Regions from separate parts of the Homo sapiens genome. Here region 1 is linked to region 2. Evidence: chromatin loops called from intact Hi-C (ENCODE). Cell type or tissue: heart left ventricle. All regions are shown on one strand. Links, peaks and the distances in the headings refer to the core of each region. The heading gives the core; the rest is flanking DNA.

Region 1 (15,226 bases), core at 4,835-12,834, 230 kb before region 2:
CTGACAGTCTGCATGTAAGTGCCGTTCCCAAGGTCTTACCGTTAGGGAGTATCAAGACCATTATGAAATTCTGGTGTTAGAAATCAATGTCTTGTGCTCTGATGCTAAACTAATGGCTTAGGTCCCCTTCCCCAGGCCTGACTGTGCAGACTAAAATTGGACCTAAACTCTTTGCAGGGGAAGAAAGCAGTTTCCGTTAGTCATATAAGAGGTAAATCATCATTGTTCTGTCTCTAAAGGCGAGAATCATAGCTTGAGAAGAAAAAAGGGTTTAGGAAAACAAGTAGGTTTGGAGCTATCATCTTGTTCAGGTATCTTGTAATTCCTCTTGATATTAATTACGAAAATATTTCTTAGAATAGTGAGGGTTTCCGAAGGACAACTTCATTCTCACATCTATCCATTATAGAATCTCAGAGCTGGAAAGGCCCTTCCTTGCAGGCCATTTCTTCCAACTTTAAATCTTGGAGATAAAGCACCTGGCGAGTGGACAAGTGCAGGGATAGGACATTTACTCATCTCCTCCAGGGGCCCATTCTACATTTTTCAAAGAGCTCTAAGCATTAGACAGTTCTTTCTTTCCTCAGGCCCACATTTAATTCTGTGGACTTACAGCCACTAGTCCTAGGTCTGTTTTCCACAACAAAAAAACATGTCTCATGTCATTTCCAGGGCTTCAACAGAGCTTCAAAGGTCTGAAGACACTTGTAAGTCCCCTTCTCACCTCTCCTCCGCTCAACTCCCCTCCTCCAACAAATCAAAATATTCATTTCCTATGAAGGGGTAGAACAGATAAAAAGCACTGGGCACAGACTTTATTTTTATCAATTATCTCATTGAACTGTCACATCAACCTTGTAGACTGTTATTTCCTTTTAAAAAAATTAATTTGTTTACAAATCTGGGAGATTTTCCTTCGCTGCTTCCTTTTTTACAGATGAGCAAACAGGCTCAGACAGGTCAGGTGATTTGCCCAGGTCACACAATGCCCAAGAAGCAGATAAGGGAGTCAAACCCAGGTATGCCTGCTCTCTAAGTTCACGTTCAGAACCATACCCCCACCACTACCATTCACATAAAGATAAATTCATCTAGAATTGGCCGCTTAGCTCTAAAAGAGGAAGAAGAACATGGAAGAGAAATGAGGTTTCAGGAATCACCAACAGATACTTAGATCATAAGGTTGTCTGTGACCCTAGACGGTATATGGGACACACACATACCAACATGGCGTGGCCACAGCCCAGTCACTCTTGTGCTTGATCTGTGGCTTGTGCTTGCTCTGTGGCTTGTCCTGCTCACCTTGACAGAGAAGATATTTGCGGTGTGTCCCGTGTGCATGGAGAGCAGCTTCTTGTGGTGCAGCGGGTCCCACACAATCGTGTGCTGGTCATCGGAACCAGAGGCCAGCAAGCTGAAAGCAGAGTGAGGGATTGTGATCTCTCCTCAAATTCCTAGGCTCCCTTTCCCCATCCCATGTTCTCAGTTTACAAGGAGTTAGGTTACAGAATTTGAAGAACAGTAAATGTCACAGAATTTAAGGTTGCCTTGTAAACAGCTGATTCTCTTCTATTTTGTCCTGAGAAATTTCCATTATTCTTTTTTTTTTTTTTGAAATGGAGTCTCGCTCTGTCCCCCAGGCTGGAAGTGCAGTGGCGCGATCTCGGCTCACTGCAAGCTCCGCCTCCCAGGTTCACGCCATTCTCCTGCCTCAGCCTCCTGAGTAGCTGGGACTACAGGCGCCCGCCACCACACCCGGCTAATTTTTTGTTTTTTTGTAGAGACGGGGTTTCACTGTGTTAGGCAGGATGGTCTCAATCTCCTGACCTCGTGATCCACCCGCCTCGGCCTCCCAAAGTGCTAGGATTACAGGCGTGAGCCACTACGCCCGGCCAAGAAATTTCTATCATTCTTAAACACATTGGCTTATTAAAAAAACAGGGTTTTGGGCCGGGCGCGGTAGTTCATGCCTGTAATCCTAGCACTTTGGGAGGCTGAGGCAGGTGGATTGCCTGAGCTCAGGAGTTTGAGACCAGCCTGGGCAACATGGCAAAACCTCGTCTCTACTAAAAATACAAAAAATTAGCCAGGCATGGTGGCGCATGCCTGTAGTCCCAGTTACTTGGGAGGCTGATTAAGGAGAACCGCTTGAACCTGAAAGGCGGAGGTTGCAGTGAGCCAAGATCACGCCATTGCACTCCAGCCTGGGTGACAGAATGAGACTCTGTCTCTAAAACAAAACAAAACAAAACAAAACAGGGTTTGGATGGTCATCCAACTTTCCATCTATCTGAGATTGTTTAATTGTGTTGAAAATTATGGGCTAAGCTGAAGAACGGCAGACAGCAGCAGTCTCTTTTCATTTGGGTCCAATCTTTTCCTTGGATCCTCTCAGGAGGAGCCTTGCTGTTCCACCCTCCTTACTTCCTTCCCCAGCACCCTTCAGGTGCTCTAGCTCATACTTACTCTCCTTTCTCATTCCACTCCAGACAGTTGACACATCCTGAGTGACCCTGGGGGAGCAAATGAAGAGACAGGAAGAGAGTTGGTTAGGGGTTCTCCTGGGGAACTCAACACCAAGAAGTGGAACTGAACAGGTAAACCAGTCTTTCCATTTTCAATATTTTCCAAGTGCATGTGAGTGGCCAAAGTGGACTTAAACTGACTAGCGTCTTACAATATATAAAGTACTTTCATATTCATGATCTCACTTGATACTGGGCACTTCTGAGCCATAAAGGACAAGTTTCATTGATCCCGTTTTGCAGAAAAGTAAACTGAAGTTCAGACAGTAGAAAGCAGTAAAAGTGAGATCCAAACACATTTCTGCTTTTACCATTAGAAGGAGTATGTCAGCCAGGCACAGAGGCTCACACCTGTAATCCTAGTGCTTTGGGAGGCTGCCCAATCTGCTTTGGGCAGATTGCTTGAGCTCAGGAGTTGTAATCAACCTGGGCAACACGGCGAAACCCCATCTCTACAAAAAACACAAAAATTAGTTGGGTGTGGTGGCATGTGCCTGTAGTCCAAGCTACTCGGGAGGCTGAGGTTGGGAGGATGACTTGAGCCTGGGAGGTGGAGGTTGGAGTGAGCTGAGATCGCACCACTGCACTCCAGCCTGGGCGACAGAGCCAGACCGTGTCTCAAACAAAACAAAACAAAAACAGAAAAAGAGATATGTCTGAAACAGTACCTTCAAGGGATACCCTCTCAGTCACAGAAAATTTGCCAGGAAACATTCAATCCAAGGACAGCCAATTAACTAGAAGGCTAATCTTTTATTCACCCAGCATTTTTTTTTTTTTTTTTTTTGAGACAGAGTCAGGCTGGAGTGCAGTGGCATGATCTCAGCTCACTGCAACCTCCGCCTCCTGGGTTCATGCCATTCTCCTGCCTCAGCCTCCTGAGTGGCTGAGACTACAGGCGCCCGCCAACACGCCAGGCTAATTTTTTGTATTTTTAGTAGAGACAGAGGTTTCACCGTGTTAGCCAGGATGGTCTCGACCTCATGATCCGCCCGCCTCGGCCTCCCAAAGTGCTAGGATTACAGGCGTGAGCCACCGCGCCCAGCCTCACACGGCAAATTATTCATCAAGCACCTACTGCATGCCAGGTACTGTTCAGATGCTGGGGGTACAGGAGTATAAAAAACTCCTTGGATCTTCCAGAGCTTAATTCAAATAGGTAGAGCCTGGTGCAGTAAGGTAAATTAGGTCAGAGTCTTTATCTTGGGGATTTGAAAAAAAAGAGAGAGAGACTCTGTCTCAAAAATAAAATAAAATAAAATAAAAATAAGAAAAAGAAAAAGGAGAGAGATACCAAACAAACCCAGAAAAAAACAGGAATGTCAGGCTTTAGGAAGAGGCTTAAAGGATCTTTGAGAACATTTTCTGACTTTCAGGCAAAGCCTGTGATCCAGTTTGTGTAGCTACACATAAGGACCCTCTCTTAACTACAACCCAGTGAGATTCATCATATACACATTTAACGTACCTGCTGACTTCAGGCCTAAACCCTTGTGTAATGAGGCTCAACCTAAAGGGTCAATGTCAAAGAGCATGAAAGTTACAGATATTTAATGAAGCCTCCACAAAAAATGCCAACTAGGAAAGACAGGAAGCAGACAGCCAAGTGCTTCTCTCTAACTTCTTAAAAAACAGCATGAATGAGTCTGAACAAGCAAGATTTAGATTAAAATCCAGCAAAATTAACAGAACACTTACTAAATGCCAGGGTAGATGCTAAGCTTTCACTTTTGTCAATTTATTTAAGCTTCACAATACACATACTTATTACCATGTATTAAGGTTATGTAGGTGCAATATTTTAACAGAATGGAGTAAGTTCTGACAGCAAATAAAACTTTAAAAAATTCCTCACTCACTCTCCATTGACTTAATGATATGTTGTCTTAAAGTCAGAATGATTTGAATATCCAGACATTTCCATAAAATCTTTTCTTTTGTTCCTTCTTTAATCCAGCTCAATGTTTTCTCAAATTTTAGTGTGCCTAAGAATTACTTATATGGAGTAGTAATAATTATAAGAATAGGTAAACTTAGCTTACTATGTGTCAGGCCCTGTCCTAAGTACTTCACATAATTACCCTTGAAAATCCATTAAGTTGTCCATAAAATACAACAAATATCATTTTATGTGTACAAGCTGTATTTCCTTGAGCAAGTTCTTTAACCTCTCTGTGTCTCAGGCTCTACATCAGTAAAAAAGATAATAATTGTAGATAGCCTCATAGGGTTGTTGTGGGAAATGAACAGTATTTGTAAAGCACTTTGAGTGGTTACTTTGATAGCTGAGTGGCAGAATCAGAAATAAAATCCAAATATGTCTTTTCCATTGCACCAAGAGAGTTCAAGACTTACAGCACAGGCTGGGCATGGTGGCTCACACCAGTAATCTCAGCACTTTGGGAGGCTAGGCAGGAGGATTGCTTGAGCCCAGGAGTTGGAGACTAGTCTGGACAACATAGTGAGATGCTAGCTCTACAAAAATTTAAAAAATTAGCCAGGTGTGGTGGCGTGCACCTGTAGTCCCAGCTACTGGGGAGGCTAAGGTGTGAGGATCACTTGAATCCGGGAGGTGGAGGCTACAGTGAGCCATGATCACGTCACTGCACTCCAGCCTGGGCAACAGAGCAAGGCTCTGTCTCACAAAAACAAAAACAAAAAAATCCCAAGAAACAAAAAATGTAAGCACAGCCCAATGTGAACTATATTGGAGAAAGAAAAATCCTCCTAAAAGTCATGAAAAGGAGCGATTATATTTCTGGTCGGGCTCCAGCGATCCTCCCACCCCAGCCTCCTGAGTAGCTGGGACTAGAGATGCGTGCCACCACACCTGGTTAATTTTTGTATTTTTTGTGGAGATGGGGTTTTGCCATGTTGACCAGGCTGGCTGGTTTTGAACTCCTGGGCTCAAGTGATCTGCCTGTCTCAGCCTCTCAAAGTGCTGGGATTACATGCGTGAGCCACTGTGTCCGGCCTTAATTCAATCTTTTAACAATTATTCAAGCACCTATTATATACTAGGCATTCTTACACATGCAAAGGTTGTTGTGGCAATTAAGAGAACTCTAGTAGGGTAAGAGAGAAAATAAACAAACATATAAATCAGTAAGATGAATTCAGATGGTACTAAGTGTGATGAATATATGTTATTTATTTTTATTTTTTGAGACAGTGTATTACTGTGTCACCCAGGCTGGAGTGCAGTGGCGCAATCTCAGCTCACTGCAACGTCCACCTCCCAGGTTCAAGTAATTCTCTGCCTCAGTCTCTCAAGTAGCTGGGGTTCGAAGCACACATCACTGCACCTGGCTAATTTTTGTATTTTTAGTTGAGACGGGGTTTTGCCATGTTGGCCTTGGCCTCCCAAAGTGCTGGGATTACAGGCATGAGCCACCATACCTGGCCTGGATATACTTTAGATATAGTGGTCAGGGAAAGCCGCTCTGAGGAATTAATATTTGAGGTGAAATCTGAATGCTGAGAAGTAGCAAGTTACATAAAGATGTGAAGGAAAAGCATTTCAGGCATATGGAATAATGAGTATAAAAATAACAGGCCTGATAATGCCAAAGAAACAGAATGAAAGCCAATGTGGTTAGAGCATTGTGATGAAGGGGACAGAGTAAGATGAGCAAGATGGGCTCAGGGAGGTGAGCAGAGGCCAGATCCTAAGGGTGTTTTACAGGTCATGGCAAGAAGCTTCATGGGGCCAGGAATTGTGTTGGTCTTATTCACTGCTATATTATTTTCCCAGTGTCTAGAACATTTCTGTCATATAGTAGGCATTCAATATTTGCTTGAAAATATGACTGAATTAATGAATAGTTCCTAGTTCTGCCCTCTGGTACTTCAAAGCATGAGTTTACTCCATCATCTAAAGCAGAGGTCAGCAATCTTTTCTGTAAAGGCTCAGATAGTAAATATTGTAGGTCTTGCAGGCCATATGGTCTATATCACTACTACTCAATTCTACCATTGAATCACTAGAGCAAACATAAGCAATACATAAGTGAGTATGCTGTGTTCCCATAAAACTTTACTTATAAAAACAGGTGGCAATAAATTTGAATTTAAAGCTCATATGGGCCAGGTGTGGTGGCTCACGCCTGTAATCCCAGCACTTTGGGAGGCTGAGTTGGGCTGATCATTTGAGGTCAGGGGTTTGAGACCAGCCTGGCCAACATGGTGAAACCCCATCTCTACTAAAACACAAAAAAAATTAGCTGGGTGTCATCATGCATGCCTGTAATCCCAGCTACACAGGAGGCTGAGGCAGGAGAATCGCTTGAAACCAGGAAGTGGAGGTTGCGGTGAGCCAAGATCATGCCACTGCACTCCAGCCTGGGCAACAGAGTGAGACTCTGTCTCAAAAAATTTTTTTCAAATTAAAATAAAATAAAGCTCATATGGAAATACCAGAGACCCAGAATAGACAAAACAATCTTGAAAAATGAACAAAGTTGAAAGACTCATACTTCCCAATTTTATAACTTACTACAATGCTACAGCAATCAAAACAGTGTGGTACTGGCATAAGAATAGACATTTAGATCAATGGACTAGAGTTGAGAGTTCATAAATACATCCTTAAATTTACAGTCAATTGATTTCTGATAAGAGTATCAAGACAGGCTGGGAACAGGGGCTTGTACCTATAATCCCAGCTATTTGGGAGACTAAGACAGGAAGATCACTTGAGACTAAGAGTTTGAGACCAGCCTGTGCAACATAGCCAGACTCCGTCTCTTAAAAAAAAAAGAGTGTCAAGCAATTAAGTAGAAGGAAAGAATAGTCTTTTTAGCACATGGTGCCAGGACAAGTGGATGTCCACATGTAAAAGAATGAAGTTGGATCCTTACCTCACACCATACATAAAAATTAATTCAAATGGATCAAAGACCTACATATAAAATCTAAAACTACAAAACTCTTAGAAGAAAACACAGGTGTATATATTCATGACCTTGGATTAGGCAATGTTTTTTAAGACACAACACCAAAAGCACCAGCAACAAAAGAAAAAAAGTTTAGTTGGGCATGGTGGTGTGCGCCTGCAGTCCCAGCTACTCAAGAGGGTGAGATGGGAGGATTGCTTGAGCCTGGGAGGGTAAGGCTGCAGTAAGCCATGACTGTGCCACTGCACTCCAGTGAGGGTTACAGAGACAGATCCCATATCAATTAAAAAAAAAAAATAAAACATAAATTGAATTTCATTAAAATTAAAACTTTTATGCAAAGTCACCATTTAAAAATGAAAAGACAACACACAAAGGAAAAGAAACAAAATTTCAAATCATACATATCTTATAACTCAACAATAAAAAAGGACAACCCAATTAAAAAATGAGTGAAGCATCTCAACAGACATTTCTCCAAAGAAAATACACAAATATGACAACAAGCACATGAAAACATGCTCAACATCATTAGTCATTAGGGAAATGAAAATCAAAACCACAATGAGATACCACTTCACACCCACCAGGAGGGCTATAATAAAAAAAAAATTTTTTTTTCTTTTCTTTTTTTTTTTCGAGACGAAGTCTTGCTCTGTCACCCAGGCTGGAGTGCAGTGGCGCAATCTCGGCTCACTGCAATCTCCTCCTCCTGGGTTCAAGCAATTCTCCTGCCTCAGCCTCCCAAGTAGCTGGGACTACAGGTGTGTGCCACCACACCTGGCTAAGTTTTGTATTTTTAGTAGAGATGGGGTTTCACTGTGTTAGCCAGCATGGTCTCAATCTCCTGACCTTGTGATCTGCCTGCTTCGGCCTCCCAAAGTGTGGGATTATAGGCATAAGTCACCGCGCCTGGCCTATAATAAAAAATATTGATAATAAGAAGTGTTGGCAAGGATGCAGACAAATTGGAACCCTCACACATTTCTGGTGGGAATGTAAAATGGTGGTACCACTTTGGAAAACAGTTTGGCAGTTCCTCAAAAAAGTTAAACACTGAGTTACCATATGACCCAGCAATTCCACCCTTCGGTATATACCAAGAAAAGTGAAGAAAACATGTCCACACAAAAACTTGTACATGAAGGTTCATAGCAGCATTATTTATAATAGCCAAAAAATAGAAACAACCACATGTTCCACCAACTGATGAATGGATAGACAGAATGTGGTACATCCAAATGATGGAATGCTATTTGGCCGCAAAAAAGAGAAGTACAGATTCATACTATAACATAGATGAATCTTAAAAGCATTATGCTAAAAAGCCACACACTTTATAATTTCATTTACGTGAAATGTTCAGAATAGGAAAATCCATTGCAACAGAAAATAGATTAGTGGTTTCTGGGGTAGGGCCAGTATGGGAGAAGGAAGTGACTGCTAAGATGGGTAAGAGGTTCCTTTTTGGGGTGATGAAAACATCCTGGAATTAGATAGCAGGGATGGTTGCAAAACTTTGTGAGTATAGTTTGTGAATAGTCAAAACCACTCAATTAAATAAAATAACAAACAAGCAAACAGGCGACATTCTGGATTTGGCCCACTGGCCACAAATTGCTGATCTGGATTTAAAGGACAGTCCTCACGAAAGGAAATCTCTCACAAAGTCAGATCCCCGCTCCATCTTTTTCTTTATTTTTTTTTTTTTTTTGAGACAGAGTCTCACTCTGTCGCCCAGGTTAGAGTGCAGTGGTGCAATCTCGGCTCACTGCAACCTCCGCCTCCTGGGTTCAAGCAATTCTCCTGCCTCAGCCTCCCAAGTGCTGGGATTACAGGTGCCTGCCATCATGCTTGGCTAATTTTTCGTATTTTTAGTAGAGAAGGGGTTTCACCATGTTGGCCAGGCTGGCATCTTTTTCTTTAAACATGACTGTTTAATGAACTTGGTATCTAGTTTACTTCTCTAAAATGGTATTACCTTAAAAAGCTCTGACAAGTCTTTGTTAGAATAAGGTTACACTATGCCCATGGAACTGCTCTGGTCTACCAAAGCTATTCACAAAGGAAATCAATCTAGTTTCATATGACTTGTTTCCATAAATTCATAATTTGAATGTATGCTAAAATAATATAAGAAACAAAATGGAAAAAGCAAGCAGGCCAGATTGTAAAGGTGAGATAGATACATAATGTTTGCAATTGTTTAAGGATAATATGAAGAAAACTAATAAGGCAAGAGAATAAATCCACCAAGCCAGGAACTATCTATTAAGCCATTTTTAAAACAGACATATGGTTGAGGTGGAAAGGATATGAACTCTGCAGCCAGATAAGCCTGATATAAATCTTTTAAATCTTATTTCTACCACTTATCTGACCTTAGAAATGCTGAGTTTTACTCTGATTTGTAAAGTGAGATTCCTTTCTTCTTCTCTCTACCATGTGTCTAATACGGTGCCAAGAAATCCCACAAGTGAATGAAATAGCAGGAATCAAAGTGTGATCACAACTTCCAAGGTGATCTTGGGAGATCCCTGGTAATACATACAAAATGAAAGCAAGCAACTCCCCAAAAAAGTGAGGACTGCAGGCCATGGCTGGAATCCCAGGATATTTGGTTCTTGTCAGTTGTGACAATAAAACTCATGAGATGAGCTGGCACATGTAACTAAAGAGGGATGTGGAATGCTCAGCAAAAATGTCCAAGGAAAGTGGAAAACTGATTGGGTCTTATATACTAGAACGGCTTAAATTAATCCTCATTAATTTAAATTTAAATTGTTTAATCTCAACCTCCCTTCTGGCTCTCTTACTTGGTTGCTGCCACTACAACAGTTCTTTGTATTTTCTTTTACTTTTAAAAAATGTTTTATGGAGATGGGGTCTTGCTGTGTTGCCCAGGCTGGTCTCAAACTCCTGGCCTCAAATGATTCTCCTGACTGCCAAAGTATGGGGTTATAGGCATGAGCCACTGTGCCCCAGCCAGTTCTCTGTATTTTCTTTTCTTTTTTCTTTCCCTCTCTCTCTCTCTCTTTTTTAAAGACAGTGTCTCCTTCCATTGCCCAGGCTGGAGTAAGTGGTATGATCATGGCTCACTGCAGCCTCAACCTCCTAGGCTCAAGCAATCCTCCCATGTTAGACTCCCTAGTAGCTGGGAGTACAAGCACACACCACCACACCTGGTTAATTTTTGTATTTTTTTGTAGAGATGAGGTCCTGTTATGTTGCCCAGGCTGGTCACAATTCTGGGCTCAAGTGATCCTCCCACCTCAGCCTCCAAAGTGATAGGATTACAGGTGTGAGCCACTATGCTCAGCCCTTTGTATTTTCCTAATGAACAATTTAAACTTTCTATTTTGAAACAATTTCAAACATAAAAAGTTTGCAAGAATAGTATAAGAATGCCCATATATACATTTTACCTAATTGATAAATTAAATAATCTTTTTCCCTCTCCCTCCCTCTCCTTTCTCTCTCTCTACACACGCACACACACACACACACACACGTGTAAAGTACTTAGTACTTTTTTTCTGAACCATTTGAGAAATCAGTTGTAGACTTCAGGACCCCTTACACTTAAATACTTCAGTGTATAATTCTTAAGAACATTGGTCATTCTTTTATTTAACCAGCGCATATTTATCAAAATCAGAAAATTTAACACTGATACAATACTGTTGTCTAACGTATAGTCCATATTCAAATTTCACTAACTGTCCAATAATGTCCATTTTATTTTCCTCATTCAGAATCCAATCCAGGATCACACACTGCATTTGGTTTATGTTTTCTTAATGTCATTAAGAAAATTAGTCACTGGCCGGGCACGGTGGCTCACGCCTGTAATCCCAACACTTTGGGAGGCTGAGGCAGGCAGATCACGAGGTCAGGAGATCAAGACCATCCTGGCTAACATGGTGAAACCTCGTCTCTACTAAAAATACAAAAAATTAGCCGGGCGTGGTGGCGGGCGCCTGTAGTCCCAGCTACTTGGTAGGCTGAGGCAGGAGAATGGCGTGAACCTGGGAGGCAGAGGTTGCAGTGAGCCAAGATCGTGCCACTGCACTCCAGCCTGGCTGACAGAGCGAGACTCCATCTCAAAAAAAAAAAAAAAAAAAAGAAAAGAAAAAGAAAATTAGTCATTTTCTGTTTCTTTTAATCTGAGACAGTTCCTCAGCCCTTTTTTGTTTCCTATGACACTGAAATTTTTGAAGACTATATCAACTTTTGCCCTGTCCCAAGACTAGAATTAGTTATTTCTCCAAGGATCCCTGCTTCCTTTTAATAGAGAATGGCATTTAGAAACTAGTAACCCATAATTACTATGGTATTACTGCTTCTAAATTACCTTTGCGTGGACAGAGCTGGAAATAATAGATAAATACAAATTTCTATATATGTAGTTTATTTTTATTTTTTTAGAGACAAGGCTGGGGTTGCCCAGGCTGGGGTGTAATGGTGCAATCATAGCTCACTGCAGCCTTGACCTCCTGGGCTCAAGTGATTCCCCTGCCTCAAACTCCTGAGTACCTAGAAGTACAGACATGTGTAACCATGCCCAGCTATTTTTTATTTGTGGAGATAGGGATCTCACTATGTTACCCAGGCTGGTCTCCAACTCCTGGCCTCAAGCTATACATGTTTTTAAAATCATGAGTTTATATTGAAACAAGCTAATTCCAATCCAGTACCTTAGAGTTCTTCCTCGTCTTTCCCTATTCCATATTTGAATTTCCCTTCTACAGTGAGAACTCTGGCTCCCAACAACATTGACTTCTTTATTCAATTCTGTAACATACACAAAGTAGTTATGGAATTGCTACAGCAATACTGCTACAAATGACAAATCTACTAAGTAGAGCTCAAGATTTCTTTGAAGTTCATTTTATCTTTACACTGAAAATATATACAAAGTATCATGTTTAAAAATTGGCTGGGCATGGTGGCTCACGCCTCATCCCAGCACTGTGGGAGTACTTGGGAGGCCAAGGTGGGATCACTTGAGCCCAGGAGTTTGAGACCAGCCTGGGCAACACAGCAAAACCTTGTCTCTACTTAAAAAAAAAATTTTTTTTTTTTAAGACAGAGTTTCACTCTTGTTGCCCAGGCTGGAGTGCAATGGCACGATCTCAGCTCACCACAACCTCTGCCTGCCGGGTTCAAGCGATTCTCCTGCCTCAGCCTCCCGAGCAGCTGGGATTACAGGCGTGCACCACCTCGCACGGCTAATTTTTGTATTTTTAGTAGAGACAGGGTTTCACCATGTTGGCCAGGCTGGTCTCGAACTCCCAACCTCAGGTGATCCGCCCGCCTCGGCCTCCCAAAGTGCTGGGATTACAGGAGTGAGCCACCGTGCCTAGCCTATTTTTTATTTAAAAAAAAAATTTTAGGCCGGGCGCAGTGGCTTACGCCTATAATCCCAGCACTTTGGGAGGCTGAGGCGGGCGGATCACCTGAGGCCGGGAGTTCGAGACCAGCCTGACCAACATGGAGAAACCCCATCTCTACTAAAAATACAAAAATCACCAGGCATGGTAGCACACGCCTGTAATCCCAGCTGCTCGGGAGGCTGAGGCAGGAGAATCACTTGAACCCAGGAGGCGGAGGCTGTGGTGAGATGAGATCATGCCATTGCACTCCAGCCTGGGCAACAGAGTGAGACTCCATCTCAAATAAAATAAATTAAATTAAATTAAAATAAAATAAAATACAAAAAGTAAATTACATGAGTTAGTTGGCATCCCACTTCCCAACTTTGCTGATTTAATTTTACTTTTTGAAAACGTAAAGTCTCAACATGGTTCTAAAAGTAAACAGGCATGGTGGCTCGCACCTGTAATCCCAACATCTTGGGAGGCTGTGGCAGGCAGGTCACTTGAGGCCAGGAATTTGAGACCAGCCTAGCAAACATAGTGAAACCTTGTCTCTACTCAAAATACAAAAATTAGCCAGGCATGGTGGCAGATGCCTGTCATCCCAGCTACTCAGGAGGTTGAGGCACATGAATTGCTTGAACCCAGGAGGCAGAGGTTGCAGTGAGCCAAGATCACGCCACTGCACTCCAGCCTGGGCAACAGAGACAGGCTCTGTCTCAAAATAAAAATAAAATAAATAAAAGTAAAAACTACAAAAAGGTCCACAGAAGAGTTACTCACCTTTCTCTACCCTTCTACCTTATACCTCCCACCCGCTGGAGTGACCAATTTCATTAGTTTCTCCTTATCCATCCTGTGCTTCTGTTTACAAAAACCATGCAGGTGCATATATCAATTCTTATTCTCCCTCCTTTGTTACACCAAAATTGGCAAAAATTATATTAAAATGGCCCTCAAGCATATGGAATATATATTAAACTTCATTCATAAGAGAAATGTAACTTAAAACTATACTGAGACACTTTTCACTAGTTAGAATGATAAAAAAAAATTCAAAAGCTCAACCATACAGTCTACTGATGAGTTATGGAGAAACAGGCACATTCATGCATTGCCAGTGGGAAGACAAAATGGTGCAACTCCCATGGTGAAGAATTTGGCAACATCTGTTTTTATTGTTTGTTTGTTTGTTTGTTTTTGAGATAGGATCTTACTCTGTTGCCTAGGCTGTTTTATTATTTTAATTTTTAATTTTTTGAGGGAGAGTCGCTCTGTTGCCCAGGCTGGAGTGCAGTGGCACAATCTTGGCTCACTGCAACCTCCACGTCCCCCCAGGCTCAAGCAATTGTTGTGCCTCAGGCTCCCAAGTAGCTGGGACCACAGTGGTGTGTCACCACCCCTGGCTAATTTTTGTATTTTTAGTAGAGACAGGGTTTCACCGTGTTAGCCAGGCTGGTCTTGAACTCCTGAGCTCAAGGAATCCGCCTGCCTTGGCCCTCCAAAGTGCTGGGATTACAGCACTTGCCCTAATTATGCCTCTTAAATGTCTCTCAAATCCACTGACTTCTCTCCATCCAAATTACTGTTATTTTAGTTCAGGTAACCCATCACCTCTTCCTGAATCACTGTCATAACCTCTTAACTGGTTCTGCCTGTCTCCAGTTTAAACACCTGCAATCTATTCTTCATTTTGAAGCCAACATTAATTTTTTAAAAAGCATAACTCTGCTCAGGTATGGTGGCTCATGTCTGTAATCCCAGCACTTTGAGAGGCCAAGGTGGGTGGACTACATGAGCCTAGCGGTTCAAAACCAGCCTGGGCAACACGGTAAAACCCTGTTTCTAACTAGCTGGGCATGGTGGTGCATGTCTGTAGTCCCAGCTGCTCAGGAGGCTGAGGTAGGAGGATCACCCAAAGCCCAGGAGGTCAAGGCTATCGTGAGCCATGATCGCATCACTGCGCTCCAGCCTGGGTGACAGAGCAAGACTCTGTCTCAAAAACAACAACAACAACAACAACAACAACAACAACAACAACAAAGGCCGGGCGTGGTGGCTCATGCCTGTAACCCTACCACTTTGGGAGGTCGAGGCAGGCGGATCACAAGGTCAGGCGTTCAAGACCAGCCTGGCCAATATGGTGAAACGTCGTCTCTACTAAAAATAGAAAAATTAGCCAGGAGTGGTGGTGCACACCTGTAGTCCCAGCTACTCAGGAGGCTGAGGCAGAATTCCTTGAACCTGGGAGGCGGAGGTTGCAGTAAGCCAAGATTGTGCCACTGCACTCCAGCCTGGGTGACAGAGCAATTCCATCTCAAAAAAAAAAAAACCGAAAAAAAAAAAACAAAAAACAAAAAAAAATCTGATCATGTTGCTCTTATGGTCAAAACCATTCAATGACTCTCCATTGTCCATCGTCTTCCAC
Region 2 (15,226 bases), core at 2,712-10,711:
CCTCCCGGGTTCAAGCACTTCTGCCTCAGCCTCCCAAGTAGCTGGGACTACAGGCGAGGCAGCTGGGACTACAGGCGCATGCCGCCACGCCCGGCTAATTTTTTGTATTTTAGTAGAGACGGGTTTTCGCCGTGTTGCTCAGGCTGGCCTTGAACTCTTGAGCTCAGGTAATACGCCCACCTCGGCCTCCCAAAGTGCTAGGATTACAGGCGTGAGCCACCGCGCCCGGCCTTGGATTCCACTTTTGGCTGAGTTGGCTTCTGTCACTGGCCTCCAAAAGAACCTTCACTGTAGCTGGCTGGTAGAGTGAGATGAGGATAGAGTTAGTGGGTTCAAGGTTGTCCCTGTGGTCTTAAACTGGGCTGTCCCTAAGAAATGGGCTCATCTAGTCAGTTTCCTGAGGAAACCATGAAATGCCAAAGGCTGAGGCTGTTGTTGGAACAGCTGTGGCAGTCGCTGGAGGACCCCTTTTTGCTATGGCCAGAACAGGCTGCTGAAACACAGAAAGTGCCAGTGAGTGAGGGGCAAAGCAGGAAGTGAGCCACTGGGAAGTTGGTGGGGCCTGCACGGGGCATCTTCCTCATCCTTCTTCAAACACAGAGCCCCTCATGGATAGAAGATGCTTAAACCCATTTATGCCTAGTGTTCCATTATTGGAACACTAAGCATGTGGGAGTTATTTATATCCTACTGCTCAAGGGCACCGCCAAGGTCTCATTGCAAAAATTCAAAAAATTGCAACCTCAGGCATAAATGGGTTCTCTTAGGTAGTTCTCGGAGGCATGGGAACCACTGAGTATAAAGTTTGAAGATTTACCTGAAGATTAACCCAAAGGCTGGTGAGGTAGCCAGCCTCCAAGATGGCCCCAGCAACCCCTACCTCCTGCTAGTTACAACCTTGTGTGGTCTTCTCTCACATTAAATAGGGTTGGCCTGGGTGACCAAGGGAGTACAGCAGGAGTGATAGCGTGTGATTTTCAAGGCTAGGCCATAAAAGAGATTGGTGGCTTCAACCCTGCCATGTTGGAACGCTTCCTCTTGGGGAGGGCAGCCACCATGTTGTGAGGATGTACAAGCAGCCCTGTGGAGAAGCCCATGCGTGAGGAACCAAGGCCGCCTGTCATCAATCAGCACCAACTTGCCAACTATGTGAGCTGCCTTGGGAGCAGATCCTCCAGCCCCAGTCAGGCCTTCAGGAGTCGGTCATCCCAGCTGACATCTTTTTTTTTTTTTGAGATGGACTCTTGCTGTCACCCAGGCTGGAGTGTAATGGCGCGATCTTGGCTCACTGCAACCTCTGCCTCCTGGGTTCAAATAATTCTCCTGCCTCAGCCTCCTGAGTAGCTGGAATTACAGGTGCGTGCCACCATGCCTGGCTAATTTTTGTATTTTTAGTTGAGAAGGTGTTTCACCATGTTGTCCAGGCTGGTCTCAAACTCCTGACCTCATATGATCTGCCCGCCTTGGCCTCCCAAAGTGCTGGGATTACAGGCGTGAGCCACCACGCCCAGTCCCAGCTGACATCTTGACCACAACTTTAAGAGAGACCCTGAATCAGGGCCACCCAGCTAAGCTGCTCCTGGATTCCTGACCCTCAGAAGCTCAGTGAGAGGATAAATGTATACAAATGTATATTGGTTTTGGGGTTTTTGTTGTTGTTGTTGTTGTTGTTGTTGTTGTTGTTGAGACGGAGTTTCACTCTTGTTGCCCAGGCTGGCGTGCAGGGGCACAATCTCGGCTCACTGCAACCTCTGCCTCCCAGGTTCAAATGATTCTCCTGCCTCACCCTCCCGAATAGCTGGAATTACAGGCATGCACCACCACACCCGGCTAATTTTTTGTATTTTTAGTAGAGATGGGGTTTCTCCATGTTGGTCAGGCTGATCTCAAACTCCTGACCTCAGGTGATCCGCCCGCCTTGGCCTCCCAAAGTGGTGGGATTACAGGCGTGAGCCATCATGCCTGGCCAAATGTATATTGTTTTAAGCTGCTAAGTTTGGGGATGATTTGTGCCCTACGAATAGATCTCTAAAATACCTGAGGATAAGAATGTGCTGGGCTTGGAATATCTCCAGAAATCACTCATAAAGGCGGTAATGGAGTGAGGCTGTGTGGCCCAGATTTGCCTCAGTGGGACTTCAGGCACCAAAGGCAGCTGTGCAGAGCCCTCCACCTTCTCCTGTATCTGCCCCTTTGGAAACGGAGGGAGGGAGCCCACGCCATAGGACACGGCTGCTAACATTCCTGGCCCTCTCAGGTGCACCCTGCTTCATCAGCATAACAGCCAAATTAAATCCACAGTTCCTCTGATATTCAGAATACTAGTGTTGTAGGAGTTATTAAGAAATTATTTTAGGCAGATAGAGAGGAAAAGGAGTCCTTGGAAAGTTTTTGTTTTTTAAAGCATCTCCAGAAAAGCCTTTAATATGCAAATGCAGGTCATTAGAAACTGGGTCCACCCAACATGGCAATTCCTGCAGCCTTCTTGCTCTTGCCCCACATGTTCCTGGCAACATGGCTGCCCCCACATATCCCCACGTGTGTAAAACATCCTGGCACCCTGCATTTGCATATTAAAAGGCTAGGGTGGGAGGGCCAGCTTTTTTGCGGGCTAAGTGAATGACAGGCCTGGTCAAACCAATCCCCTGAGCCCCATGCAAATCAGACACCGCCTCCTCCAGCCTCTGTATATATACCTGGCTGGTTTGCACCCCACTTGGGGTTCCCTCTCTCAGCTTTGGAGTCCTCCTCTCTCTGTCTCTGTATGGGGGAGCTTCTTCTTTCTGCCTTCTCCCTTCTTGCCTATTAAACTCTCCACTCCTTAAAACAACTCTACATGTGTCTGTGTCGTTTTATCTAAACCAGCATGAGAACCAAGGACCCTGGTGTTCCTCCAATCATCAGAGCCATATCACCAGGATTTCTGAGTGCCCTTCCTATTGGTGGTAGAAGGTCCAACTTTTCTTCTCCTGAGGGAAGTCCAAGGATCCCAGAGTGTCTGACAGTCTAAACGAGGCCATCCTGATCCGTTTTTCCCAGCAAAGGAAGAAACCAAAAAATCTCATCTAGACCTCTGAGGGCCTCAGCCTTCCCCAAACCAGAAATTCCAGCAGTTTCTCACAGTACATCTGAGGAAATGAAATACTGCCTTTACAAAACCCCCAGGGACCCATCCTGATGGAATAACTTTGGGATATTGTTGTGGTTGGACTATTTGTCTCCACCAAAACTCATGTTGAAATACTTTTTTCTTTTATATATGTGTGTGTGTATATATATACATATATGTGTGTGTATATATACATATATGTGTGTATATACATATGTGTGTGTGTGTGTGTGTGTGTGTGTGTATATATATATATTTTTTTTTTTTTTTTTTTTTTTTTTTGAGATGGAGTCTCGCTCTGTCGCCCAGGCTGGAGTGCAGTGGTGTGATCTCGGCTCACTGCAAGCTCCACCTCCTGGGTTCACACCATTCTCCTACCTCAGCCTCCCGAGGAGCTGGGACTACAGGCACCTGCCACCACGCCCGGCTAATTTTTTTGTATATTTAGTAGAGAAGGGGTTTCACCGTGTTAGCCAGGATGGTCTCGATCTCCTGACCTCATGATCCGCCCGCCTCAGCCTCCCAGAGTGCTGGGATTACAGGTGTGAGCCACCGCGCCCAGCTCTTTTATATATTTGAGACAGGACCTCGCTCTGTTGCATAGGCTGGAGTGCAGTGGCACAGTCATGGCTCACTGCAGCGTCAACCTCCCTGGGCTCAGGCAATCTTCCCACCTCAGCCCCTGGAGTAGCTAGGACTACACGTGCATACCACCATGCCTGGCTAATTTTTTTATATTTTGTCAAGATGGGGTTTCACCATGTTGCCCAGACTGGTCTGGAACTCCTGGGCTCAAGCAATCAGCCCACCTTGGCCTCTCAAAGTGCTGGGATTGCAGGCATGAGCCAGTGCACCCAGCCTATGCCGAAATGTAATCCCCAGTGTGGCCATATTGAGAGGTAGGACCTCTAAGAGGTGATTGGATCATGAAGGCTCTGCCCTCATGAATGGATTAATCTCGTGGGTTAATGGATTAATGAGTTAATTGGTGATTATAGGAGTGGGACTGAGGACTTTATAAGAAGAGGAAGGGACACTGAGGGACACCACTCAGCCCCCTCACCATGCGACGTCATGCCCTCCCACAGGAGTCTGCAGAGAGCTCCCACCAGCAAGAAGACTCCCACCAGATGTGGCCCCTCGACCTTGGACTTCCCAGCCTCCAGAACTTTAAAAATACATTCATTTCCTTTAGAAATTACCCAGTTTCAGTATTCTGTTGTAAGCAACAGAAAACAAACTAAGACAGATGTCTGAATCTGTCAGAGCAGAGAAGTCCAGGCCCCAGCACAAGCTGTCATCCTGGAAGCTATCAGACCACATGCTTCCCAGGAAAGGAAGGGAGATGCAAGGTCGTGCAAACTGCAGGAAGCCCGCTGGCCTGTCCGGGCCCTGGGGGTCTGGTGCTGCTTCTCCCCTACCTGCCTTCAAATTTACCCCACCATCCACTTCATTCCCAGCAGATCTCACTGCCTATAGGCCTCAGGTGGCCAGAGACCAGGGACCTTTCTGCTCAGGATCTGCTTCCCAAGGACTCCTACTCTTTTCTCTGATTCTCCTTTTAGGGAATCCCTGAGACGCAGGAGCACTGTGGTGACTTCTTTCCTGCTGCTGTCACAGTCACGGGGCAGAGGGCAGAGACCCTAACCTAGAAGAGGAAGGTTTTCTCCCTGATGCCCCACAATTGTGCACCCAGCATACAGGGAAGAGCCAAGGAGCCAGGGAAACACTGCCCAGCCAGCACCCAGTGGGACAGATGTGTGCCCTGGCCCCGGTGCAGACCTCACTACCATGATGGCCTGCACACCCTGCCTGCCCACCTCCTTCCCCTTGGCCTGCTGCCCCTACCCCAGGGCAGGGTCTCAGCTGAGGAGGGAGCTGTGGTCACCCCAGCACTCCTTGCCTGCTGAGTTGGGATGGGACTGTGCTTGTAGTTATTCCCACTACATTCTGGAGAACTTTCCAGGCCCTTGGGAAGCGCATAGGAGGTGCTTCTTATGCTGCAGTCCTCCATGAATGTGAGTTTATGGGAAGGCCAGGGAAACAGTGAGGCCTGGGGACAGCTCTTCAGCCATCCTCTGGCCTGAGTAAAGCCGAGTATAGCAAAGAGATACAGCCTTCCCCGACGACCAGGACAGACCCAGAGGAGCAGTAGCCACTTTCTCACCTGTAAAATGGGAATGAAGCCGGAAGCGGTGGCTCACACCTGTAATCCCAGCACATTGGGAGGCTGAGGCAGGCGTATCACCTGAGGTCAGGAGTTCGAGACCAGCCTGGCCAGCATGGTGAAACTCCGTCTCTACTAAAAATACAAAAATTAGCTGGGCGTGGTGGTGTGCACCTGTAATTCCAGCTACTCGGGAGGCTGAGGCATGAGAATCACTTGCATCCAGGAGGCAGAGGTTGCAGTGAGCCGAGATCGCACCCCTGCACTCCAGCCTGGGTGACGGAATAAGATTTTGTCTCAAGAAAAAAAAGGGGGGGGAGGAATGAGAGCTTGAAAGGAGAGAAAGAAGTAAAGCTTTTTATTCATCCTCTGCTGAGGTGCCTTTTCCAGGTTTCCAGGGGGGTGTGGATACACCCAAAGGCAGGGCAGGGGTGGGGGGGGGGGCAGCATGGGATGGGGCCCTGAGATGGCAGAATTCATCCTCAAAGGTGAGTGAGGCCTTGCTCCTTCTGGGAGCAGCAAAGCCGGACAAGCAGAGACAAGGGCTGCTTCTTGGACACAAAGAATTCCTGGAGAGCCTCAGGAATACGACTTGGGGCCTGGACACTTTGTCAAATCAAAGATTGATTGAATCAGTGAATGGCTGAATTTATGGCTGGAGATGAGCTCACTTGGAAGCAGCCCTGTGATCATGAGAAAACTTGACCCAAAAGAGGGGGAATGGCCCGGCGCGGTGACTCACGCCTGTGATCCCTGCACTTTGGGAGGCCGAGGCGGGTGAATCACTTGAGCCCAGGGGTTCAAGACCAGCTTGGGCAACATAGCGAGACCACGTCTCAAAAAACTAAACAACAACAACCAAAAAAAAAAAGAAGGAAGGAGGAGGAGAAGAAGGATAAGGAGAAGGAGGAGAAGAAGAAGGTGGGGAGGGGGTGGGGAGAAAGGGTCCCGTGAAATCCTGAAGTCAGGAAACCTGACTCCTGCGGGGCCGCAAGGGTCAAAGAATTCCCCACGTGCGGCTGAGATTTTTGCCTCAGCGCCACCTGCTGGCGGTTACTGACCCTGGCTGCAGCTAGAAGTTACCGCCTGAATGGGGAAGATTTTGCAAAGAGGAGGACCAAGCTCTAAGATGGCCTGCCTGCTCAGCAATGGCTGCTACCTGATTCATCCTGATCCTTCCAGGAGTCGGCCAAGAAAATATATCAAAGCCTGGGAAAAGGCAAGAGATTTCTGGGTGTGTTCCTTTCAGAGGAGTGCCGGGTGTTGGCTGTGACCCTCTAGTGATGATCTGATTCTTTAGGGGTGTGTGCTTGTGTGCTTTTGATTGTCTTTGATTGGCTTTATAGCTCTGTAGGGATAGAGGCAATCTGAGGAAAACAGATCACAAAGCAAATGATTCCTGCTCATAACCGTGCAAAGGAATTTTGTCCAGTAGAGAATATAAATACCCGTAAGTCAAATTCTCAGTTGAACTTATTTTAACATCTTGCTGATTCCATGTCAATTAATAAGTCAAAGAAAATCTTTGACACATGTTCATTTTAATTTGTATGGGAGTCATGATATTGCCTCTTTGAAAGTTATCCTGGAGCAGGTCCTTTGCGCATAAGAAATCTACAAAGTCTCTCACACATTTCCTCCCTTCCCTCCCACAACCGGTTCAGGTGAGACCAACAACTGCATCCTCTGGGTCCCCAGACCCAGCCTCACCCTCCAGACTGCCAGCTCCCAAGGGCAGGGGCCAAGTCTGATCCTTGCTGGAACTGCGGCGCTCTTGTAGATGCTGTTGAATGAGTCTATGGATATATTTAGATATAACTCACCTTATTACTTATTACTTATCCATTACTGGCGATGGAGCACCAATGGGAAAGGCAATGCATGCACGTGGCCGAACGCTTCTGAGCCTCAGTTTCTGCATCTGCAAAATGAGGATAACGGGTTCGGCCTACAGATGGAGAAGTCTTAAGCCAATCCTGCCTGTTTTCCATTTATCTCTTTTGGTTTCTATTCCTACCTCCTATCCCACCCCCAGGATGCTAAGAACAGGAACCAGGTCATTTCCTCTGGCTCCCCACCCTGCAAGGCCCACAGGAAGTGTTCCGTTAAGTCCTCCTACCTGGTTCATGAATGACAAGGGGAGGAGGGGTTGGTTTAAGAAGCCTGGGCGTGGAGGGAGAGGTGCCTGCTCAGCGGGAGACTCGGGCTCCAGTGCTGGAGGGAAAGGGGTACGTACAGGGAACCCCTAGGAGACAAACCGAAGGGAGAGGCTGAAGTGGCTGGACTTTAAGCAAATCTAGTGCCAAGCCCCACTCCATCCAAGCTTGAGGAGCCTACCTGCTTCTCTGGCCCTTTTTCCCCGCAAACAGCTTCCTCTGCTAAGAAGCGCCGCTGAGTCCCTCATAACTGGGATTCAGGCGCCATCTCGTGGCCATTCCTGGAACTGCCAAGGCTGAGGGGAGCCCTGACGTCCCAGGATAGAGGAAACCAGGCCAACACTTCTCCAACTTTCTGGACCTCCATCCTCCTCATCTCCATCTTCTCCTTTCCATTTATTGAGCACTGACTATGCCAGCCTCTGTGCTCAGCCCTTTACAGGCCCTTAGCACATTTATTTCTTGAATAGCCTTAAAAGGAAGTTATATTTAAGGTATGCTTATTATCATTTTACAGCTGGGCGCAGTGGCTCACACCTGTAATCCCAGCACTTTGGGAGACCCAGGCAGGCGGATCACCTGAGGTCAGTAGTTCGAGACCAGCCTGGCCAACATGGTGAAATCCCGTCTCTACTAAAAATACAAAAATTAGCCGAACGTGGTGGTGGATGCCTGTAATCCCGGCTACTCTGGAGGCTGAGGCAGGAGAATCGCTTGAACCAGGCGGCGGAGGTTGCGGTGGGCCAAGATTATGCCAGTGCTCTCCAGCATGGGCGACAGAGCGAGACTACGTCTCAAAAAAAAAATCCAGATGTGGTGGCTCACGCCTGTAATCCCAGAACTTTGGGAGGCTGAGGCAGGAGGATCACCTGTAGTCAGCAATTCAAGACCAGCCTGGTCAACATGGTGAAACCCCGTCTCTACTGAAAATACAAAAAATTAGCCGGTCATGGTGGCGGGTACCTGTAATCCAGCTACTCAGGAGGCTGAGGCAGGAGAATCACTTGAACTTGGGAGGCGGAGATGGCAGTGAGCTAAGATTGCGCCATTGCACTCCAGCCTTGGCAACAAGAGCAAGATGCTGTCTCAAAAAAAAAAAAAATTTTACAGATGAAGAAACTGAGGCACAGAGAGATGAAAGAGTTTTCCCAAAGGCACGCAGCTAGGAATTGGACCAGAATAGCTTTTCTCTGGAAAGGAGAGTGACAGTGACGCAGCTGGTCCTGCCCCTCAACAGTCATTTGGGCCTGGAGCCCTTCAGCTCTAATTCAAATATGGTTTGGGACTGGGCACAGTGGCTCACACCTGTAATCCCAGCACTTTGGGAGACCAAGGTGGGTGGATCACTTGAGGTCGGAGTTCGAGACCAGCCTGGCCAACACAATGAAACCCTGTCTCTACTAAAAATACAAAAATTAGCCGAGCGTGGTGGCGGGCGCCTGCAATCCCAGCTGCTCGGGAAGCTGAGACAGGAGAATCACTTGAACTGAACCTGAGAGGCAGAGGTTGCAGTGAGCTGAGATAGCGCTACTGTACTCTAGCCTGGGCAACAAAGCAAGACTCTGTCTCAAAAATAAATAAATAAATAAATAACGTAAAAATACAAAAAATTAGCCAGGCATGGTGGCAGACCCCTGTAATCCCAGCTCACAAGCGTGAGCCACTGCATCCGGCCAGTCTCCTGTAATTCCATCTCAGTTCCTGTTAATGCCCTTCACAGCCCCTATCACTGTTTATATGGCCTGATTTACTTAAGTGTCTGTCTCCCACCCAAGACTGTGGGCTTCCCGAGAGCAGGGACCTTGTCTGTTTTCTTCACTGCCATGTCCCCAGAGCAAAACATGGATTCCAGAATACAAAATAGGAGCTCAATAAACATCTGTGAGTAACTGATACATAGATTAATTAATGGAAGATTAACCAAAGACTTGTCCCTGCCCTGTGTCTCAAAAAAAGACACTGTCTCAAAAAAAAAAAAGCCAGAGAGGGTGCCGAGTGTGGGGAGATAACACGAGGCAGAGGCCAGGTGGAGGAAGGTCTCTTGCCCACTGGTATGCCCAAATGAGGATGTAACATGTAGTAACAAAGGGACACAATGGGAGGAACGCAGGAGCTGCTCGCCAGGCCACTGTGCGCTTGCATCTCATTACCCAGCCACACCTCCCACTGTGCACTATGAATTCATATTTTCTATAAATCCTCTAATTATCTTGTGAATAATAGCACAATTACATGGCATTGCATTGTGTGTGTGTTTTTAAAAAGTTCGTTTGTTAAACATAAACCTTTAAAATGCATGATGTTTTCCGCAGCCTTTTTATTTTTTAATTTAATAACACTGGAAGCCTTAAAATTGGAAGCAGCAGGGGCTTTTCCTTTTTTTTTTTTTTTTTTTTGAATCGGAGTTTCTCTCTTGTCACCCAGGCTCGGGTGCAACGGCGCAAACTTGGCTCACTGCAACCTCTGCCTCCCAAGGTTCAAGAAATTCTCCTGCCTCTGCTTCTGAGTAGCTGGGATTACAGGTGCCCACCACCACGCCGGGCCAATATTTGTGTTTTTAGTAGAGACGGGATTTCACCCTGTTGGCCAGGCTGGTCTCAAACTCCTGACCTCAGATGATCCACCCGCCTCGGCCTCCCAAAGTGTTGGGATTACAGGCGTGAGCCACCCATGCCCGGCCTGCAACAGGGGCTTTTCTTGACCTTCAAGAGGTTGGTCCTGGGGTAGTCTACACGCACAGTCACACTCACACAGCCACCCACCCTCACACTCACTTGCCCATGGTGCCCAGCCAGAGGGCAGAGACCTGTTCCCCTGCCACCACAGGGTGACCTTGGGCAGGTCACTGCAGCGTCTTCACTACCTGGGCTCCACCTCACTCAGCCCTTTTACACAGAACATGTTTACATGTTTTACAAAAAACATTCCCATCCTCGTGGACCTTCATTACAAAACAGTCAGAGATGTGTGTGTCCATTTTACAGACAGGTAAAATGAGGCTCTGAGAGGTGCCTGCTCAAAGCTGCTGGGGAGAGCACAGGGACTCCAGAGAAGACAAGATGGGGACGGGTGGCCTGGCATGGTGGCTCATGCCTGTAATCCCAGCACTTTAGGAGGCTGAGGCGGGCGATCACTTGAGATCAAGAGTTCGAGACCAGCCTGGCCAACATGGTGAAACCCCATCTCTACTAAAAATACACAAATTAGCCAGGTGTGGTGGTGGGCAACTGTAGTCCCATCTACTCTGGAGGCTGAGGCAAAAGAATTGTTTGAACCCAAGAGGCGGAGGTTGCAGTGAACTGAGGTCACACCACTGCACTCCAGCCTGTGTGACAGAGCAAGACTCCATCTCAAAAAAAAAAAAAAAAAAAAAGATGGGGATGAAGAGATTGAAAGGTTTAAAGGTGACCAGAGGGGCAGGAGAGTGTCAACATGAACGCTTGGGTGGGCTATGACCTTCGATAGACCTATGTTTGAATCCCAGCCCCACCATTCATTTATCTTGGGTAAATTACTGAAGCTCCCTGAGCCCCAGTTTCCAAATCTTTACAGTGGGAATAATGATAGCATCACCCCAAGATCCTCTCGTGCAGGTTCAATGAGGCAGTATGGGTGAAATAGCTGCTGTTATTTTCAGACTTACCAAGCTTGTGACCCTGGAGTGTAGGGTGAGGTGCGGTGGGGAAGAGGCCACTCAGGGTACAGCCTGCCCAGCCACAGGCTGGGGAGACTCCTGCTGTGTTGCTGCCTCTGCCTGCTAGACAGTAGTTATTTTACAATTACTATCGTCCATCCTTTCCCATCACTCCTGCTTTAGAGTTTACAGAGTGCTTTCATTCATTCATCCCTCCATTCACTCATTCAGCTTTTACAGAGTGCCTCTTATGTAAGCCAGGCATGGTGCCGGGCTTCCAGTATATCCTGGTGAACGAGGTAGGTACTGTCCTTGCACCTGGACGACTTACAGACATCCAGTAGTTAATCACACGAATAAATATGTAGTTAGAAATTGGATTGCCGGGCGCAGTGGCTCACACCTGTAATCCCAGCACTTTGGGAGGCCGAAGTGGGCAGATCACAAGGTCAGGAGATCGAGAATATCCTGGCTAACATGGTGAAACCCCATCTCTACTAAAAATACAAAAAATTAGCCAGGCGTGGTGGCAGGTGCCTATAGTCCCAGCTACTCAGGAGGCTAAGACAGGAGAATGGCGTGAACCCGGGAGGCAGAGGTTGCAGTGAGCCGAGATCGCGCCACTGCACTCCAGCCTGGGCGACAGAGGGAGACTCCACCTCGAAAAAAAAAAAAAAAAAAGAAGTGGTTTCCCTGAGAAACTGGGAAGGCCCTTCAGAGTGGACCCAAACTGAGGCAAGGTGGCCAGGCCTTTGAGCCTCCCATTAACCAGTAACAGGCTGCCCCTGGGGAGCAGACATGCCCTTGTCCCTGAGGATGGGACATTTGACTGAAATTTGAAGGCTGGAAAGGAGCTGAGGGAAATGGAAAAGAGCCCTGCTACAGAGGGAGGCATGGGGAACAGGGAGGCAGCCTTGAGGCAGCTGCAGCAGCTGAGAGGAGGTGTGCAGAGCTGGGAGGTAACCCCCGGGGTCAGGAGCTCAATTTATCGTCAAAGCAATGGGTAGCCTTGAAGGGCTTAAGCTGGAGATTGGCTGGATCTGCTTGGATCCTTCTGGCTGCCCTGTGGAGAAGGGGTCAGAAGAGGCAAGAGAGCCGGGGGGGGGGAAACCACTTAAGAAGCTGTGGAGATTTAGACAGGCCACAACCTTGGCCTCAGGCGGTGGCTCCCGAAATGGAGAAAGAAGGAGGAGGCAGTAAAGTCTGACCCTCGGGGGGCTGAAGCCAAGCCAGAGCCTCCACTATGGCTGGTTGGTTGTCTCAGGAGCAGTCACTCTGGGCTCTGGGCTCTGGGCTCTGGGACCCTGAAACAGACTCAGAGGAGATCCTCACTCAGCAGCTTACGGGGGGCTGCTCTCAGGGACCACCCCAAAAGGGAGTGAGAAGCAGAAGCTACAGCCAAGGCCTCAGCCTATTCCACAGGGAATTCTGGGGCTGAAAGGGCCCTTTAGAGGCGACCCAAACTGAGGCAAGGCGGCCGCATCTTTGAACCTCCCTGTTGACTGTTAAAAATCTAGACTTATTACAGAGCTCTCCCCCATCCCTCCCATTTGCGGAACTTCACAGGTGTTTACATACATCCAGGAGCCCACACTGGGTCAGCCTCAACTCTGGGTGCTGCTCGGCCCAGTACACAGTAGGCGCTCACTGAATGTTAGAAGGCCCAGACAGAGTGGAGGGAGGAAAGAGGCTCAAGTTCTAAGGAGGCTCCCAGCTTTCTTTGTGGTTTGGGCCCCAGGCTAAAACAGGCCAAACTGGGGAGAGAAGACCATGCAATGAGTTTGGGACATGTGAGGCTGCGGTGGCCAGCCCCCCGAGAAGCCCCACCGTGAAGGAGGAAGAGGAAGAGACCGAGAGGAGAGGACTCAGGGAGGGGGAGCCTGGAAGGTAGAGTTCCAGAACGCATGGAGGTGGCAATGATGACGCCAAGGAAGGAGCAGCAGAGATGAGGACCCAGAAGAGGGGATGCAGAGAATGCGGCAGGGTCTGGTGAGGGCAGGGTCAATGCAGGAAACAGAAACCCCTCTTGGTGTTTTTAGCAGCAAAGTATTTAATACAGAGCAGTAGGTCCTTGCACAACCATCAGAGAGGCTCAATGAGCCAGGCCTCCAGGAATGATTCCAGACCTTTCCATACTCGACCCACTGAGAAAGTCAACGCCAGAGCTATGAATTCAACAACTTACCACTGAAGCTTCAATGCAGGGATCAGAAAGCTGGATTTAAGAAGCTGCTACCCCTGCTTTCATCCCTGCGACTACCTCTGAGCAAGCTCGAGGCTGGAGCCTGACACCAGATCACCAGTGCAGAAAAACCTCGTGTTCCTGCAACCTTGCAGGCTGGCAGAAACAGCCAAAAGGGGGCACAAAATAACTTAAAATTAATAAAATGACAATTTAGCAACAACAACCAACACTTACATAGTGCCTATTATGTGCCAGGCACTGTTCTATTATTATTTCTATTTTATTTTTATTTATTTATTTATTTTTATTTTTATTTTTTTGAGACACAGTTTCACTCTTGTCACCCAGGCTGGAGTACAGTGGTGTGGTATCAGCTCACAGCAATCTCCGCCTCCTGGGTTCAAGCAATTCTCCTGCCTCAGCCTCCCAAGTAGCTGGGATTACAGGTGCCCACCACAACGCCCAGCTAAGTTTTGTATTTTTAGTAGAGATGGGGTTTCACCATGTTGCTCAGACTAGTTTCGAACTCCTGACCTCAGGTGATCCACCCGCCTCGGCCTCCCAAAGTGCTGGGATTACAGGCGAGAGCCACCGCGCCTGGCCTATTCCTATTTTGTAAATGAGGAAACTGAAGCACAGAGAGGATTGAGCCTCACTTCTGCCTTCCAAACCCTGCTGCAGTGAGTCTCTTGGTGGAGCCTGTCCCCCACGCAGGCACAGCAGGGAAGGGACAGGCAGTGCTTTGCTGTCCAGCTGCCCCAGCTAGGAGGGTAAAATGGACTTGAGAGAGCCAAGCCACAGCGTCTGCCCCACAAATCACCACTACCACTGTCACCTCTCCACCAAGACTATGATCTGCCACCACCATTAGCAATCACTTGAACTACCCTCAAGTCATTACCAGCCCCCTCACTTCCTCCGCCAACATCGAGATCTAATAGAGCCATCACCTTTTCGTCACTCAGCATCACCATCAATGTCACTGCCACCGCTGCCATGATTACCCCCATTACTCCCACCCTGGCGGCAGGGTGGTGTCGAGATGGCAGTGAGATCACTTCCTTGCCTTGGTGCTCCCTGTGGTAATTGCTTAATGAGATGTTTGCAGCTCTGAGCATACTACTTACCCTGCACAACTAGGAACCCTCCCCAGGTTCTGATGAGGCCAGGATGGTTTGTGAGCGGAGGGCTCTGCGGCTGTAGTGTGGCTGGGAGGGTCTGAGAGCACCTCTGGAAGGCCCATTTTGTCCGTCCCCCTGCCTCATCAATGTTTTGCCTTTGTGGTGGAGAAAAGCAAGAGTGTGATAATGTAGGGAACTCGAAGAATCTGTCTAGGTCAACTTACACAACTGACTTCCCCTCTCTGGGCCTCAGTTTCCTCATCTGCAGGATAGGAGCAAGAAGAATTATCTGATCGAGTAATGTGGGGATTCGAGGTAATGCAAATAAAGAATCTGGCACAGTGCCCAGCGCCCAGGTGGCTCCCACATGGAAGCTGCTAATATCTTTATTTTATTAAACATTTATGGCTGGGCACCGTGGCTCACGCCTGTAATCCCAGCGCTCTGGGAGGCCGAGGCAGGCAGATCACCTGCAGTTGGGAGTTGGAGACCACCCTGACCAACATGGAGAAACCCCGTCTCTACTAAAAATACAAAATTAGCCAGGCATGGTGATGCACGCCTGTAATCCCAGCTACTCGGGAGGCTGAGGCAGGAGAATTGCTTGAACCTGGGACGCAGAGGTTGTAGTGAGCCAAGATCACACCATTGCACTCCAGCCTGGGAGACAGAGAGAGACTCCATCTCAAAAAAATAAATAAATAAATAAATAAATAAATAATTTATATAATAGTCACTTTGTGCCAGGCATTGCTCTGACACTTTACAAATTTCAACTCACTGATTTAAACCTCCTGAGATAGGTACTACTATTGCTCCCATTTTACAGATTAAAAAAACTGAAGCAGAGTTAA

What was found. A loop is a pair of places that touch in the nucleus more often than their neighbours do. Peaks named below come from ENCODE experiments on the same cell type or tissue, not always from the same donor. Only the 100,000 strongest peaks of a DNase experiment are listed, where the experiment ranks them.
Region 1: a loop joins it to region 2, with 2.9 times the contacts of the local background. A loop is called at or near these places in 65 of 110 quality-filtered maps.

What each region holds. Positions count from the first base shown.
Region 1 is chr1:27,269,526-27,284,751 of GRCh38, reverse strand. It overlaps WDTC1 (WD and tetratricopeptide repeats 1), which reads right to left. Exons shown (of 16, transcript NM_001276252.2): 4 at 2,467-2,513; 5 at 1,303-1,414. Among named protein-coding and RNA genes, the nearest start is that of WDTC1, 43 kb to the right of the region's middle. In heart left ventricle, for the core only: no CTCF peak of the experiment used is centred there; no DNase peak of the experiment used is centred there.
Region 2 is chr1:27,037,189-27,052,414 of GRCh38, reverse strand. LOC101928391 (a long non-coding RNA gene) reads right to left here. Exons shown (of 8, transcript XR_007065559.1): 3 at 14,379-14,527; 4 at 7,396-7,521; 5 at 7,100-7,197. Among named protein-coding and RNA genes, the nearest start is that of TENT5B, 32 kb to the right of the region's middle. RefSeq lists enhancers at 1,146-1,961, 1,962-2,779, 5,611-6,111, 9,589-10,141, 13,952-14,452. In heart left ventricle, for the core only: CTCF peaks have their summits at 6,120, 6,319 (motif pointing left), 7,499 and 7,710 (motif pointing left); DNase peaks (open chromatin) are centred at 6,304 and 7,684; H3K4me3 peaks cover 651 bases; H3K27ac peaks cover 273 bases.